2 separate regions of the Homo sapiens genome follow, and region 1 is linked to region 2. The links are chromatin loops, found by intact Hi-C in ENCODE. Cell type or tissue: endothelial cell of umbilical vein. All regions are shown on one strand. Each heading gives the region's core, and the rest is flanking DNA. Links, peaks and the distances in the headings are about the cores only.

Region 1 (8,361 bases), core at 37-8,036, 82 kb before region 2:
CTCTCTTTTTTTTTTTTTAAGAGACAGGGTCTTGCGTGTTGCCCAGCCCGGAATGTAGTGGTGCAATCAGAGCTCACCATAACCTCTAACTCCTGGGTTTATGTGATCCTCCCACCTCAGCCTCCTGAGTAGCTGGGACTACAGGAATGGCCACCTAGCCCAGCTAATTACATTTTTTTTTTTTTTTTTTTTTGTAGAGATGGTGTTTCATGTTGCTCAGGCTGGTCTCGAACTCCTGGTCTCAAGTGATTCTCCTGCCTCAGTCTCCCAAAGTGCTGCGATTACAGGCATAAGCCTATTATGCCCAGCCTCTACTTACTGTTTAAATGTACCTTTCCTCAAGTTTTATCTTCCCATGTTTTCCTGCTCAGATTCTCTGTCTGAGGGGGCTCACCTATATTCACCTCTAAATTTCTTGTGGCTAACACAGATTTCCAGTGGTCTCCTGGATATTTTCCCATGCATTTCTCTTCCGTAACTAAAACTTAGCACACTTAATTTAACATGTCATCCTGCATACTGCTCCTCTTGCCGTATTTACTTATCATGGCTATTAGGACTTCTACCCTTGCTTTCATTTGGGCCAGAAGCCTCAGTCGTCTTCCATTTCTTGTTCTCCATTCTCTTTAAACTCCAGGGTCTCTTGACATCCAAATCATCAATTGCCAAGTTCTGTCCTTTCTTCCTTTGAACTTTCTTCCCAGTCCAATACCTTGATTCTGCTATAATTTAAGTACTTTTTGACTCTTATGGATTATTTCAGTAGCTTCATGACATATCAAATTTCCAACTTCGACTTTTCTTCATTGTTGCATGAGTTATCTTTCTCTCTGATCCAGTTCAGATAGTTTTACCTCCTCAGAATCATCAGTGGCTCCTTGCTCTCCAAGATACGTGGTTCAGTTCCAGGCTGGGACTTTACAACGCTCTAGGATTCAGTCCCAACCTACCCTATGCCTTCCTTATGCCCCATGCTGGTCACTGCCCCATACTGGCCATACTGCACTACTTGCCCTTCACTAAATATGCCATTCATACCTCCATGTTTTTGCTTATGCTATCCGTGAGAGGTAGACCCACCTCTCTACCTTTCCCTGTGCCACCTAGTTAGAACTAATCATTCCCTACTTTGTCTTTCTGTATTTTGAACTTTGTCTTTCTGTATTCTGTTTCTATATTTTGCTTATTTTCTATTCTAGTACTTCTTCTGAGAAGTACTATATGCTTTATATTATAGTTAATTGCCTTCCCTCCAGATTGTAAGCTCCTTGAGGGTGCACTGAATTTTATTCCTTTCTGTATTCGTGTAACATTGATCACACAGAGCTTTACTCATAGTAAGCCTCTCAATAAATATCAATGAATGAATGGGTACTATTCACAGCACACAACGTGGGTAATTGGGAGGCTGGCCTTGAAGTATGTCTCATAGCTTCAAAATTTCTGATCTTTCTTCACCGTAGCTAAAAGTTCAAAAGAAAATCATCTAGTTCCTGGGGAAGTATCCTACGGGCCAACTTACATGGAAATGCAGCTGCACTCTCGTTTCATTTTGCTCCTGTGGTTTTGTCTCATGGCCCTGACTTGAAATTTCAGTTGGAAACTTGAAATGCAACCAAAGTAGTTTCTTCTGTGTCACCCAATAATAAGGCTTTCTAAACCCTTCAATTTTACTCAAACATTTCTCTTGAAAATCAGCTCTGCTGCAAAGTGGGGCTAATTCAATAGCCACCCATGCGGATGTAGTTGTGAGGATGAGTTTAAATGGGACATTTTTAGACTCTCCAATATGTCAACAAGTTAAAAGTTTCATTCATTTAAAAAATGTAAATAAATGCAGCTGCATCTGGCTATATGGACATTAAAGTGAGATCGTGGTTCTAAACCAAGTGACAAGATGCTGCAAACTGAGGGAGATACCCAGCTTTGAAGATAATTTAAGAAGCATTAATAAATATATTTAGAAAACTCATGCAGCCAAACCCCTACCTCCAGCTCATGTTTTTTTACCCTGTAAGCTAGCAGAATTTGTAATGACAGCTTAAGAACAACAAATAAAGAACTGGCTGCTTACCAAAACCAATTAAGTGGTGAGAAAAGGAAGTCACATGCATTAAACTTGCATGTTGGAATTCTCCATTATTGGACTTAAAATAATTATACAATTTCATACTTAAAGTAATTATACAATTTTGCATTTCTCATTAGAATATTTTTATAGAATTAAACAGTGTTCAACTTTCGAAAACTAGATTTCCAGAAATCAGCCTGCAAGTCTGTTTGCTTGAAGATAGAACGCATTTTCTTATAAAAATGGTATTATAAATGCAGGTGGGTACCCAGATTAGCCCACTAAAGTCATTCATACTCATTTATATTGATGCCATATGATGTATTTACAAGAAAAAATTAAGTAAAAAATTCCATTGCTGTATTGGCATGTATGTAAGTAATTTAATCTCCCATCTCTGAAATTTATTAAGAAAGGTTTTCATTTTTACTAAATGGTGAATGAAAAGCACAGCGGAAAGCAGATTTAATTAAGGGCTGAAAATATAGATGAGTACCGTGGTGGAGATTCCGAAGGGAAATTTGGGCCCTTTCCAGGACTTTCTAATTTGATGTTACTGGCTCTTTATGACATTAAGTGTCACTTCCAAATTTATGGCTTTCCTTTTTCCTCATATGGTTGTATCACTGGCACTACTTTAGGCTTATCATACATGATTAGGGTCATTTTTCTTTGGCTTACAAATGGAAGAAAAAGGGGACAAAATGGGACATTTTCTTCTGAGATAATTGAGCAAAAGTTAGATAAGAGGAAAGAGGGAGAAAAGGCCCTTAAAAAGGATGTGCATGCATATTAAAAATAAATTTCCTATAGTGGTTACCCTGAGCTGAGTCAGCAAAAATGCATGATTTCCTAAAGAAGAAAGAAGCTATTCATTAGATTTGAGAGTTCTTTGCAGTCCCAAGCCATGCTATTGCTTCTCAAAGGGTAGAGGCTACCAGAGGAACAAGCACAGAAAGAGCTCTGTATGCAACTGGCTATTCTTTTTTAGAGAAGATTCACAAATTGGGTGTTTATAGCTTTGCAATTCATGGTACTCTGTCATTAACTAATTTTGTGAGCATAACTATGATTTATTTCTCTTTCATTTTCCATACACAGAAAACGACTGTATCTTATCTTATTTTTAAAAAATCTTAATGTCTCTCACTCTTTGTAAGCATCACCTCCAATGGACTCCAAAACTCATGGCCCCTCCAATTCAACTTGCTACTGCTGTTTAGATAATACTTTTCAGAATCTTCCCCAGCCAAGACAAGTCCAGTGGCTTCCAATTTTCTTCACACGTTGAAACTTTTCTGCCGGATGTTCAGGGCCTCCATAGAATGGCTTCACACTTCCCAGTCAAGCCCACACCTCCTCCACTTCCTATCAGATGCCTCTGCTCTGGTTTGGCCAGAATCTTTCCTATTGTTTGAAAATGCCACAACCATTCCAGCTTCTATGCATCATCAATTCATGTTTTCCTTCTTAAAATTCATTCTTTTTCCTCCTTGGCTACTTAAATTCCATCTATTTGTAGGAAGCAACATTTGGGGTGTCTATTCTACGTAACAATAATTTTGGGCAATGAAGCCCTAGCAACGATTTTGTACTACATGACCCTGCTTTCTTAGCCACACTTGATTGGACTAACAGAGTACCTATGACCTAAAATGGAATGATCAAACTCTCTTCCCTAGGAATTTGGAAATGGAACTGAAAACCAGTGTGGGTGTCTGAAGATGGAACATGTGACTTAGGAACACGAAATAGAATAGCCACATTCTATTTTCTGGAAGAGAAACTATGGCAGCCTCATGGTAGAAAGAGAAAGAGTGTATGTAATAGAGTACTTGGTAGAAAATAGCAGAAACAAATTCTAGTTAACTTAGCAGAAAATATTTACTCTAAGGATATGATGTAGCTCATAGGATCAATGAGAAGGCTAGGAACCAGGTTTGGAGAATGGACCAAGAGAGATTAGGCAGCCCAAAGACAGCCAAGGTGTCTTCCTAGGAACAGTCCAGTTAGAATGCCACTGTAAGCTCCACTCTTGCCTCTTCTCGTCAACCCCTCCGTATAGTAGCTGCAGTGATCTTTCTAAAATTTAACTCAGATTATGATATTCTCCTGCTATTGTATAATAATTTCTCTGGTCTTTGTCCTAGTTCCTGGCATGGAGACTCTAATACCATTGGAATTTTCCAAGTTGTCTTTGTTATCCATGGTGGGTCCTGATTGCTTATGCTAATGAGGTGACTCATGCTAGGCCTCTAGACAGCTTCTGCAAATGAGAAGATTCAGGATGTGGGTAGGCTGAGTCAGAAAGACCAACCATGAGATTAGAAGGTTGGAGCTTTGAGCTATGTGATATCAGCCGGATCTCTGGAGAGGGGAGGGAAGCTGGAGATTGAGTCTAATCATGTGGGCCAATAATTCATTGAAACATGCCTGGGTAACGAAATTCTAATAGAAACTCAACACAGAAGTTTAGTGGAGCTTCCTGGTTGGTGCTGGGAGGGTGACACGTCCTGATTCTATGGGGAAAGAGGGCACAGGAGCTCTATGTGTGGGATCCTTCTGGATCTTGCCCTGTGTGTCTGTTTGTTTGCCTGCTTCGGATTTGTATCCTTTATCATAAAACTGTAATTACCAGTACTCTCCTGCGTACTTTAGTTCACGGGAGTTCTGTGAGTCATTCTAACAATTAACAAACCTGAGGGGGCCATGAAAATCTTAGAATTTGTAGCTAGTTGGTCAGAAGTGTGGGTGGTCTGAAGACCCTCAAACTTGCAGCTGGTTTCTAAATAGGGACAGTGCTGTTGGAGACCATGCCTTTTGGCTTGTGGAGTCAGTGCTGACTCTGGGTGGTTAGTGTCAGAATTGTATTGCATTACACCACCTGCTTAGCACTTCCAAATGGTTTTTATTAGACCAGAATAAAACAAGTGTTCACAATGGCCTGCAGTGACCTTGCCAGACTTGCTTCCTGCCTGTCTCCCTGGCCTTACCTCCCTCTACTCTCCTCCATATGCACTGCATTCCAGGATGACATTTCTTCTGTCCCTCGCACACACCAAGCTGACTCCATTTCAGTGCTTTGCACTTGCTCTTTCCTCTGCTTGGAATACCTTTCTTCCAGATCTTTGTGTGGACTTCTTTGAGGGTAGAAGTACTGTTGGTCTGGTTCACTTTTATACCCAAGACCTACAGCAGTAACTGGATTGGTTGATTGATTATACACTCATAGGTCACATAAGAGATCTGGGTGGGTCTGTTCATTATAATTCTGCAACCTACAGGATCAGATTCTAGGTCTGTCTTTTTAGCTAAATTGGCTCTTTGGCTGTTAAGAGATAAGAGGTTCTTTCTGTGCTGTTATCAAAGCTTTTTGGCTCTTGGACCATGGCATTAGCTGAGATATTTAAGCCCCAAGTTTGTAGTTTTCTTTCTGTGAACTCACCAGTGCATTCAGAAATAGTCAGTTCATTCAGAGTCTTTATATTTATTGCTCCCTCCAAAATAGTTGCAATCACCACTTGGTCTCCACAGGGAGAAGGAAGCCTTACCTTCCATATGCACTTCATCTCAAGCAGTCAGCAGTGATAATTTAACTAACAATTTGCTACAGCATCCCATGGACTACCAGTATCTTATTTTCCACTGGCATTGAGGTCATCATCTCATGCACGCCAACTCAGATAATCAATCCCAGATCCTATCTTTGAATCAGTTTCCTGGAGCTATTTTAGGAATATTTTGTTTATTCAGGGAAGCAAAACTGCTCTATGTTTTTAAAATAGGGAGTTCAATTCAGGAAATTGGTAACAGAGGTCTTGGAATGGTGGGAGAACAAAGAGGAAGGCAAAATGACTCAAAGATTGGTAATTTTAGGACGCCACTCCACCTCTAGGGCTGAGTGCACAGAAGCGAACACCATGTCACCAGAGCCCATGACCGCTGTGCTGCTGAGGCTGCTGCTGATGGAACTTGACTGCCCAAGGAGGAACTCAAGAGCTCTCAGTTACTCTTGGCACTACTACGACCACCACCATTATTGCTTTTGTCACTGCTGTCACTATTGCTGTTGCTATTGCTGCTGTCACTGCTAGAATCAAGAAAACACATGGCTTCTCCCTGCCTCCTACTTTCCAGTATCCTGCCACTGCCTCCCATGAGCATAATCAGCTGGCAGATGAGTCTGGAAAATGTAGTCTTCAGGCTTCTGGCCTGAGGGAGGAAGTAGAGTGGGGTGAGTGTTAGCTAAGAGACCATGGATTCCATGTGGCACAAACTCAGAGGTCCTGCTCAGATAAGCCTTCCTTGCCCCTGATACCAGAGCAGATCACGCTGAGCTCACTCTCAAAGCCATTGGCACTTTCTTCTCATAGAAGTTCCTACAGTTTGTGATTGCATATTGCAATGTATATGTACAAACGTATGTGTGTATCTCCTATGTGTGCAGAAGCTCCCCAAAGGCAATGACTGTGTAGCTTTTGCTGTCCACCATACCTGTAGCTCCTACACATGGTGGGGACTCAAATGTGTGTTGAACCAATGAACGGCTTCAAACAGCTCTGCCTTTCTGCCCATCCTTCACCCTTGTCTCTTCTCTCATCTTAATTCAGTCCCTTTCTATTATAACGTTCAGAGTCTACAATGAACTGTGAGACTTGGAGTGAGAAATGAGCTTTTAGATGAGTTCTCATCATCTTTAAAAATACGTATTTCACAACAGTATCAGTTAGGCTACCCAAATTCCCAGGCATTCTAGTCCTTTCAGAATTCCTGCCCCTCAGCATGAACATGCAAGTCTGTGTGTCCCTCCTCTTTTCAGGTCACATTAAGCTTAGGTGTCGGGTTGGAAGACTAGGTGCCATAGGAAGGATATAAAGGCAGTGGCTGTAAGAACAAACATCATTAAGTTCTTGGCGGAGGAAGAAGGGGCACAGAGGAGGGGATTTATGTGAATAAAGAGTCTGGGTCAGGGACTTGTGGCCTTGAACAAAGTGTGATGAAGAGGGTAATTTCCCCTGAATCAGCTTGAACATCAGGCTTCTAGTCACTATTTGGCTTTTGCAACATTAAAAATTACTATGTGGCTTAGTGTGCTAGGGCTGCTGTAACACAATACCACGGACTGGGTGGCTTCACTATAGAAACGGATTTTCTCCTGTTCTGGAGGCTGGGAAGTCCAACATCAAGGTGTTGGCAGCTTTGGTTTCTCCCGAGGCCCCTCTCCTTGGTTTGCAGGTGGCTTCCCAGGGTTTCTCTGTGTGTTTGTGTCCTAAGCTCCTCTTCTTATAAGGACACCAGTCATACTGGGTTAGAGCCCACCCTAATGACCTCATTTTAACTTAATTACCTCTTTAAATACCTTATCTCCAAATGCAGATACATTCTGAGTTACTTGGGATTAGGACTTCCAACACATGAATTTTAAGGGAACACAATTCAGTCCCTAACACCAAAGCAGCAAGCTTTGTTTCATTCTTGTATGTTTGGATACAACTTTTATGGAAGTTTTTCTCAAACGGAAATCCCAATATATGAAGTTATATCTCCCATGCTGTTAATTTCCAGAAGGCTTACAGGGAGAACTGAAATGGTTTGCAAACAAAAATGACAATAGAACACAGTAAGATGCTGCACTTCCCGCTCTCCCAAGACACCCAGCCTCCAAACTGCACTGTGGTGCCATCAGTTAGCATGAATTAGGAGAGACACGAGGTTAGACAGCCCAGCACGTTGTAGTCAACCTGGAGGGGGTAATGAATGCTGAGCAGCGTCAGGGGAAATTAGGAGGAGAGGTCACAGAGGTGTGGTGGAGCTGGAGTCTCATGCCTTGGTGAGAAGTGGAGAACAAAGAAAAGGGAGGAGTTCCATTCTGACCCAGTGTGTGTCACTTGGTTTAGCAAATTTATAATCATGGGTCCCAGAGAAAATTTATGTAAAATACCCTTATCCAACCCACTGCTCCAGGAAGCACCTATTTTTCATGCCTTCTGTGAGTTGTCAAAATGTATCTTCCAACTTTAATGAAACTCTAAGGTCAGCAGAGCCTCAGCTTTGACAAATAAAACCATTCAAGTCTGTATCTCCCTCATTGTCCTCCAGTGATCCTCATGGAACACCTTTCCTGAAGAGATGATGATGGGGCCATTTGACATGGGACACAGCAGGTGCTGGAAGAAGCACATATTTTTAGTGACAAAGACTGTGACTATGGTAAGCCAGAAACAAGACACTCAACCACTGAATTAGGACTTTTGAAGTAGTAATTGGTAGTGGTAAGATGGGTGAGTGAG
Region 2 (8,361 bases), core at 226-8,225:
AATGATACAGGTTCCTTGTCCAAAATTTTGAAAATACAATGATTTGTAATTAAATAAAATCATCAGTAATCTTATCCAGAAAAGATTATCTCTTGTGTATTTTAAAAAATTGCATATGGCCGGGCTCAGTGGCTCATGCTCGTAATCCCAGCACTTTGGGAGGTTGAGGCAGGAGGATCACTTGAGCCTAGGAGTTTGAGACCAGCCTAGGCAACATAGTGAGACCCCATTTCTAAGAAAAAAAAATTGCATGTGGACGTTTAGAAGGAAAAAAAAGCGTTCTAAAGGGTTTTTGATGTGAAGTGATATGTATTTCCAGCCAGTATAAAATGAATGGTGTTTACTCACAAGAGCCTTCTCTGCTCCGGCTCGGTTAAGCCTGTTTGCAGTGTGTCTCATTTATATAAACACAGATGAAGCTATTCTTTGAAAAGATCAAAGATTCAGTACTGAATTTCAGGTCTTTAGCTTTTGAAGTTTTTATATTTGGAGTCACTATGAGTTTTGACAATTTACAAATAAAATTAATTCCCAATAAAATTCCCTAGAAAGATCTGATGCACCATCTCACCTTGAAATTTCTTTGGATTCACAGCAGCATTTGCTGTTTGAGGGTTTAAATGGCCCTGGACAGGGATGACATACATATGTGCCGAGAGGCAGTTTTGTTAGAGAAGATGTCTTCATGGTGGAGTGTTTTGCCAGTTCCACCTTGTCACAGGCTCAGCCTCTGGAAGTCTAGTAAACATCTCAGTTTCTCACAGTACCCACCTGGAAACAAAAAATGGGTTTATGTGAAATGGTAGGATGCTTGGGGTTGACAATAAATAGCCTGTTTTTTTATGACCCTGCCTTGGCCTACTCAGATGAGGGTACTGCACTCACTGCCAGGTCTTACTTGGTCTCCACTTTCTGTTCTACTTGTGATGCCCCTGTCCGTTCTGGCATCTCACTTTCAGGTGGGATGTCCGCAGCTCCAGCCTGCTCCATCCCCCTTTTATCTCCTCCCTCCGTCACTGTCCATTGCCCCACAGCTGAAGTGGAAGGAAGCTCCATGAGAGCAGGGACGTTTTCTACTTTACCATTGTTTCTCCAGAGCCCAGAACAGTGCCTGACACATAGAGAGTGTTTGGTATAAATACTCATAGGACAAATTCTTGTTTCCTTCTGGCTTGACGCATTTCCAGTTGACATAGTGATATGTTTTGGCTATGTTCACACCCAAATCTCATCTTGAATTGTAGCTCTCATAATCTCCACGTGTTGTGGGAAGGATCTGGTGGGAGGTAATTGAATCGTGGGGGATGGGGTTTTTTTTGTGCTGTTCTCATGATAGTGAATAAGTCTCATGAGATCTGATGGTTTTATAAAGGGCAGTTCTCCTGCACATGCTCTCTTGCTTGCCGCCATGTAAGACATGCCTTTGCTCCTCCTTCACCTTCTGCCATGATCATGAGGCCTCCTCACAGCCATGCTGAACTGTGAGTCCATTAAACTTCTTTTCTTTGTAAATTACCCAGTCTCAGGTATGTCTTTATTAGCAGTGGGAGAACAGACTAACAGTAACTCGTTTCTGATTTGGCTTCTGGCTGCTTCTTAAGGACTACTTTCTGGGTAGTTTGGACAATGTGCATTTTCCCCCATGCCTTGGCACTTTGAAACTTTGGAAGCTAATTATTGCAAAGAAGACTGGCCATTGCCATGGGGTATAGGGCCCTTCTTGATGATAGTGGAGCTGGTTCTCTTTCAGAGGAGCAGATTGGGGAGAAGCACTGGCTATCCCTGGAGAGAACACCTTCTGGAAAATGTAATGTCTGGATTGATGCATGGCACCTTATCATTGTTTGCGTTGCTTGCCGCTTTATCCTTGTTTGCATTGCAATAACTCTCCCTGAAAAAGAAAGCTTACGTCATCATTGTATTTCCACTGCAGTCATGTTAGAGAGGAGAGGAGAGAAGTGTGCAGAATTCACAGGTCACCTAAAACAATCAGGAACCAGCCCCAATCCCAACTGTTTGGTGAGGTTTCAAGGCCTCACTGGGGTTGGATGTTAGAGACACTAAAGTAACTTGTCTTTGACTTTTGAGTTACTGAACAAACATTAAAGGCAGTGAATGTTGTGAGGCTCTTGCCAGGCAATTGGAGCTCTTGCCTATACTGGCCCTGAAGCTGTGCCCAGGCCCTTGCCTCACTCTAGCCCCTCTGGCTACCTGGTGCTTTTCCCTTCTGTATATCCACATGGCTCTGCGCTTTGCCCTCTGGACTTGTTTTCTGCTGTGGACCTCTCTCCCAGTAAGTCTGCAAACAGGTTCCTCTGGGGCCTTATTCTTCAGTAGCTGTGCTATCTGGATGGTGCCTTTGCCACCATCATCTGACTCACTCCTATGGGCCCCTCCACTGGGCACCACTGAGGACTTGGCTCCTGGTCACTGTCCTGTCCTTGCTGTCCTGCAAGGTGCTGGGTGCTGTTGGTTATCTGACCTCCCCTCTAGTGACCACTTCCATCTTTGTGGTCCCTGAGCCCCCTGACCTGCCCTGGACCTGCCTCTGCAGTGAGCTCCCTGTTCTCTACTCCCGCACTCTGCTGCCCCAGGGGCTCTTGGCCCTCCTTTGACTGTGGCTTTTCCTTCTTCTCTCAATGCATCGCTCCTCTAGGATTTACTTCCTCCTCTGTGTCATTACCCCTCATCATCCACCACTTAGCTCCTGCTGCTGCTCTCCACTGCTGCGTCCTCTGTTTCCTGTCGCTCCTGTAGTGGATGCCTCAGTCTCCCAGGAGTCTACTCTCTTCCCTCTCTTCTCTCACCCCAGGTACCCGGGAGCTGCTGGGTCCCAGGCGGATGCACGGTTTGACCTTAGCTGGCCTCAGTATTGCCTTCTAACTCATCAGCTGGATGTGAGTCAGTTCCTTCAGCTTCCACAACACTGTTGTAGATTGTTGTCATTTTCTCAGAGCCCCCTGAAGCTCCCAAAACTGTCCCCCACCCCTGACTGCCTCTGAGCAGATGACTTTAATTCCAGCTCCTGGAGAAGATAGAGATGATCAGACAGGGATGCCTCAGGATCCTGCCCCTCCCCAGAATTCTGATTAATGATTTATTTTTCCTTCTCAGACTCAGAAGCAGCAGAGTCTGTCCCTCATCTGAGGCCACTTCCTCCCCTCCTAGTTATCTGTGGACATTGCTCCATCACTTTTCCCCACCTGTCTGTGTCTTCAGCCACTGCCCTTCGCAGGTCCACCCGTCCCCACCCCCTGGCAGATTCAAAGGCTGTGGTGCCTCTGAGCTGCAGACAAGCCTTTGGTCCCCAGGCCCTCTAAATGCTGCTCAACCTCTCTTCCCTTGCAGAGTGGTTTTGTCTCACCACATCCTGCCTGCCGTCACCTCTTTGGATTCTGACATCAGACACTCAGAAACCACGGAGACTAATAAAACAAAGCCCTCTGCATCCACCACTCAGAATTGGCAAGTGTCAGCATTTTGCTATTTGTGTATCTTATCTCTTTTCCAAAGACACTTGTTTCCTTTCTGGCCACCTGACTTGTGCCCCCGCCCCTTCTCAGCTCAGCACTTGATGAGGACATCAGTGGTCTGTGGCAATCTCTGGGCACCATTTAGTGCTTATCTTGGCCTCTCCGTGGCTTTGAGACTGCTGTCCGTGTCTTCTTTGCAACTGCTTTCAAATGTTGTTTTTCTGGGGCCCTGTTTCTCCTCCATCTCCCCTGTGGGTTCTTCTTTCTGTACCTTCCTCTCCATGTTGGTAGTTTCCTGGCCTCCCAGACCTGTCCCCCGACACTGACCTGTGTGTCCATGGGGCCACCTGCCCCATGCCCCACAGTTGGATCCCAGCCGAGCTTGTCTTCATGCCCTCCTCACTCCTCACAGCCCCAGTGGGTTTAGTCTTCACCCAGAGACCCTCTCTACCCCATCTGCTCCTTCTGTAGTCACCAGCCATGTCTGTCCCCTCCCTTCCATGCTTCCCATCCCTGCCTTGGTTCAGGCCCCCATTTGCTGTTTCTCAGAGCATCGTGGTCCCTTCCAAGCTGGCCTCCTTGGTTATCATCTCCCCTGGACTAAACCACCCCACTCATGGCTACCAAGAGTGATCTAATACCTGAAAGGATCCTTCCATGTTATTCCCAGACTAAAGCTTTTTCTGGTTTCTCTCGCTTTCAAAGTTTAGAGGGCTGGGAGGACCAGGTCCCGGTTAACTGTTTAGCCACATTTTGCATTTTCTGTGTTCCAGATATCCTCACCTTCTTGCAATTCCCAAATGGGCTGTTCTGTCTCCCTGGAATGCTGTTCCCCACTTCATTCTTCACCCGACTGGCTCTGCTGCAGCCTTTGTCCTCTAGGAAGCCGCATTCTCCCTGGCGATCTGAGTCCACTTGTCCTCTGAACCTGTCCCCAGGTCTGAGTCCCACTGTTGTATTTGTCTCTGTGCTTGGACTATAAGCTTCTGGAGGGCAGAAACTGTTGCCCTCACTTGTGGCCTCAGTGTCCAGCATGGGGCAGTATGGTGGGAACTCAGTGATTGCCAATAAATAAGGATCTGGATAATTTATTACAGCCAGCTTAAGCTTGATAGACTCCTCCTCAATGAATACTTTCCCAGACTTACCTGGTTATGACAATCATCTGGATGCTTACTAAAAATGCACATTTTTGTCCGGGCGTGGTGGCTCACGCCTGTAATCCCAGCACTTTGGGAGGCCTAGGCGGGCGGATCATGAGGTCAGGAGATGGAGATCATCCTGGCTAACATGGTGAAACCCCATCTCTCCTAAAAATAAAATAAAAAAAAAATTAGCCAGGCGTGGTGGTGGGCGCCTATAGTCCCAGCTACTCGGGATGCTGAGGCAGGGGAATGGTGTGAACCCAGGAGACAGAGCTGGCAGTGAGCTGAGATGGCGCCACTGCACTCCAGCCTGGGCGACAGAGCGAGACTCCGTCTCAAAAGAAAAAAAGCACATTTTTGGGCTCTGCTGAAGGCCCATGGAATCCTAGACTTGGTAGCTCTCTCTGTGTAAGGGAGGCTAACTGAGCTTCAATCCAGAATTAAGTGGAGGGGAGATGGTGGATGGGATAGATCAGGGTGGTTGAAGGTGTGGAGGAGGGCACTGCTGGGGAGAGGTTGTGAACAACAGACACCAAAGAAGACGAGCTGTGACAGGAAAGGGCTGTCAGATGGTGACTGTAGCCCAGCAACCCATGTCTATGCCCAAAAGCAGAGGATGATGTCGAGGCTGATGCAGGGGGCTGCACGCTAGTCTCTCCAACATCACGTATGTTGATTTTGTGCTTCAAGATAGCGATCCCACTGCTATCTTGTAATACCCATTTTTTTTTTAATCATAGATTGTGAAATACACCTTTCTTCCATCCTTTGACAACTAGGTGTAGATAGTCCCCTTGTGGGTTAGATAAGGCAGATATTAAATTCCAGGCTGAAATCCTTGCCATTCACATTGCTTCTGAGTTGCTTCTTCTTCTAGGACCTGGAGGGTCTTTAGAAAAATAAGCTGAACTGTTTTAATCTAGAGAAGAAGCATTAAGTGAGCTCTGCTACAAATAGTGAGGTCATTTGCATGAGTAACCAACTCAGATCTGCAGGGTTGGAAGTGGTTGCTGTTTGGGATCATTCATAGCCAGAGTGTCTGCATCTTAACAGGGTTAGCTGAGGGTTGCCTGCATTTCTTAATGACACTTGGAATCTGCTTAACTCCCACAAACTGGTCACTGAAAACTCTAAATGCACAGCTAGATCCTGAACTGGTTTCTGAATACAAATCCAGGGCATAATGATCAGACTCGCAAATATTTTTAATTTGGCATAGAAAGAGAAGCAAACAGGGACATTCTTGCATATGCTAAAATAAAGCCCAAACAAAAAACTAAAAAATATATCTAAAGATTAGGCTGATAGACTGTAATGGGGCCACCACCATTTCTGTGTGCACAGTGTCCTGGGCATTAAAAGACTTGAGAATCTTGGTTAAGATGATCCCTGCTCTAGGGCATGGGGATTGAAGACTAATCTTGAGGTCTCATGGGATCGACATAAACTGCCTGTAGGATAACGTCCAAACCGCTCAATTTGGGGTTGGAAGCCTATTACAACATAGCATTGACCTACCTCTCCAGCCGGTCTCCCACAACTCCCCATCTCACAGCCCCAACCCCACAGGTAGACTTTATTGCACCGTAGATATGTCTATTTATTCTTTCTACAAGCAGAGCCTTCTTGCCTCTTGGATCTAAGTTTTCCATGTGCTGTCACTGACGAGCCTGGGTCTCATCATCAGCAACTCTGCTCACTCCAACCTACCACAGGCTCCTACAACCTGGCAAACTTGTGTGGGTTGTTTGTTCTTCTCCAGGTACAAACCTGTGTTCTTACACACTTCTGTGTGCCTGTGCCTGGACTTTCTAAGTGAAGCAGGGGTGGATGGAGAACAGGGCTCTTGGTGTCCAATATATGTGTTCACGGGACTTAGGAGGACATGGTGGACACGTGTTGAGCGCATGACTGATGGTGGCTCTCAGACTGACCATGAAAGCAGAAAAAAGTCACCTCTTTGGTAGCCTCATTCTGGCTTATGAACCCAGAAGCTTGTGGGTCTCATTCTTTTTTTTGTTGTTTTGAGACGAGGTCTGGCTCTGTCACCCAGGCTGGAGTGCAGTGATGTGATCTCGGCTCACTGCAACCTCTGCCCCCGGGTTCAAGCAATTCTCCTGCCTCAGCCTCCTGAATAGCTGGGATTACAGGCACGTGCCACCACACCCAGCTAATTTTTGTATTTTTAGTAGAGACGGGGTTTCACCATGTTGTTCAGGCTGGTCTCGAACTTCTGACCTTGTGATCCTCCCGCCTCGGTCTCCCAAAGTGCTGGGATTACAGGCGTGAGCCACCGCACCTGGCCTGTGGGTCTCATTCTTTTGAAGAAAAGAGGGAGCCTGTGACTTTGGGGACAGTGGTGGCTGGCTGCAGGAGCCACGTCTGGCTAGGATGGTATGTCTGGCAGTGTGCAGTGGGTCCTGTGTACACTAGCAGACCCGTGGGGACTGAGGCCCGCTCCTGCAGTCTGCTCTGTGACTCTGGAAGGGGAGTCAATGCGCTGCCATCTCGGACCCACGAGTCAGTCTGATAATGAGGCTCAGGGGCCCGGGGTGCTGTTGTCAGAGGGAATGGCTTCTCTCTCCAGGGGGCTGCCTGCTTTCTGCCACTGCCACGATGGGCCTTGGCACTCCTGCTTGGGACACGGGCTCTGAGAACAGAACCTTTCATCACCACCTGAGTCTCAGAGGCCATTGTCTTGAAAGAATGATTAGATTACTCCAGCCGAAGGATTGATACAGGCCCTGTTGCTGGTCAGCAAATGGAGGGCAGGGGCTGTCTCTTTTACCTCTGCCTCTGGAATGTGTATAGGCACTAATTGAGTTTGAATCAGACTGGGTATTTCTGTTCAGACTCTATTGTTTAATAGTCTAGCCCAGATCTAGACTTAGCCCACCCTGTCAAGTTATTCATTTTCTCTAGTTCTATCCTGCTTCTACGCTTCGCTCAACTGTCTCTGTATTCGCCGGCTACCTGAGAGCAAAAGGGATCTCACCCTACCCTGCAGTTTCTACTTGGGGCTCAGTCTGGCTCCCTTAACTTAAAAAAATTTGTTGTAAAATACGTATATGACATTTACTTTTTTTAAACCGTTTTTAAGTGTACAGCTTAATGGCACTAAGTGCATTCACATTGTTTTATAACCATCACCACCATCCATCTCCAGAACTTTTTCCCCTTCCCAAACAGAAACTCTGTGCCCATTAAACAGTAGCTCCCCATTCTCTCCTCCCCAAGCCCCTGGCCACCACCATTCTACCTTGTCCCTCTAAACTGATCTACTTCTAGACACCACATATAAGTGGAATCATACAGTATTTGTCCTGCTGTGATTGGCTTTTTTTACTCAGCATAATGTCTTCAAGGTTCATCATATTGTAGCCTGTGTCAGCATTTCTCTCCTTTTTAAGGTTGAGTAATAGTCTGTAAACCAAAAATAAAACTCAAAGGCCCCCCACGCCCAACCATCTGAATGGGCTCCCTCCCTGGCCAGGGCACTCGAAAGTTAACCTGAAAGGCTGGTTTAGGCCATGAGGGGAAGGGAGGTGGGACATGTGTCATTATGCCCTCCTCCCTTTTGGAATTCAGGAAACACCAACTAGCATTTAACATCAACACAGACCTTAAGTCTGATAAGCAATATTTACAGTCTGTTCTCTCTGAAGCCTGCTACCTGTCAATCAGAAAAAATTTAAATCTACCCAGGACCTGGAACTCCCCCCCAACCACCTGCCACCCCCACT

Evidence for each region. Peaks named below come from ENCODE experiments on the same cell type or tissue, not always from the same donor. Only the 100,000 strongest peaks of a DNase experiment are listed, where the experiment ranks them.
Region 1: it touches region 2 in a loop (7-fold over the local background); 3 of 110 quality-filtered maps call a loop at or near these places.

What each region holds. Positions count from the first base shown.
Region 1 is chr1:224,538,659-224,547,019 of GRCh38, forward strand. It overlaps a transcript of CNIH3 not described here. Among named protein-coding and RNA genes, the nearest start is that of CNIH3-AS2, 73 kb to the right of the region's middle. In endothelial cell of umbilical vein, for the core only: no CTCF peak of the experiment used is centred there; DNase peaks (open chromatin) are centred at 2,063, 3,453, 4,373 and 5,853; H3K27ac peaks cover 4,035 bases.
Region 2 is chr1:224,620,601-224,628,961 of GRCh38, forward strand. All of the region lies in intron 1 of CNIH3 (cornichon family AMPA receptor auxiliary protein 3), which reads left to right. Among named protein-coding and RNA genes, the nearest start is that of CNIH3, 8.5 kb to the left of the region's middle. RefSeq lists a silencer at 2,262-2,425. In endothelial cell of umbilical vein, for the core only: no CTCF peak of the experiment used is centred there; a DNase peak (open chromatin) is centred at 3,431; H3K27ac peaks cover 1,091 bases.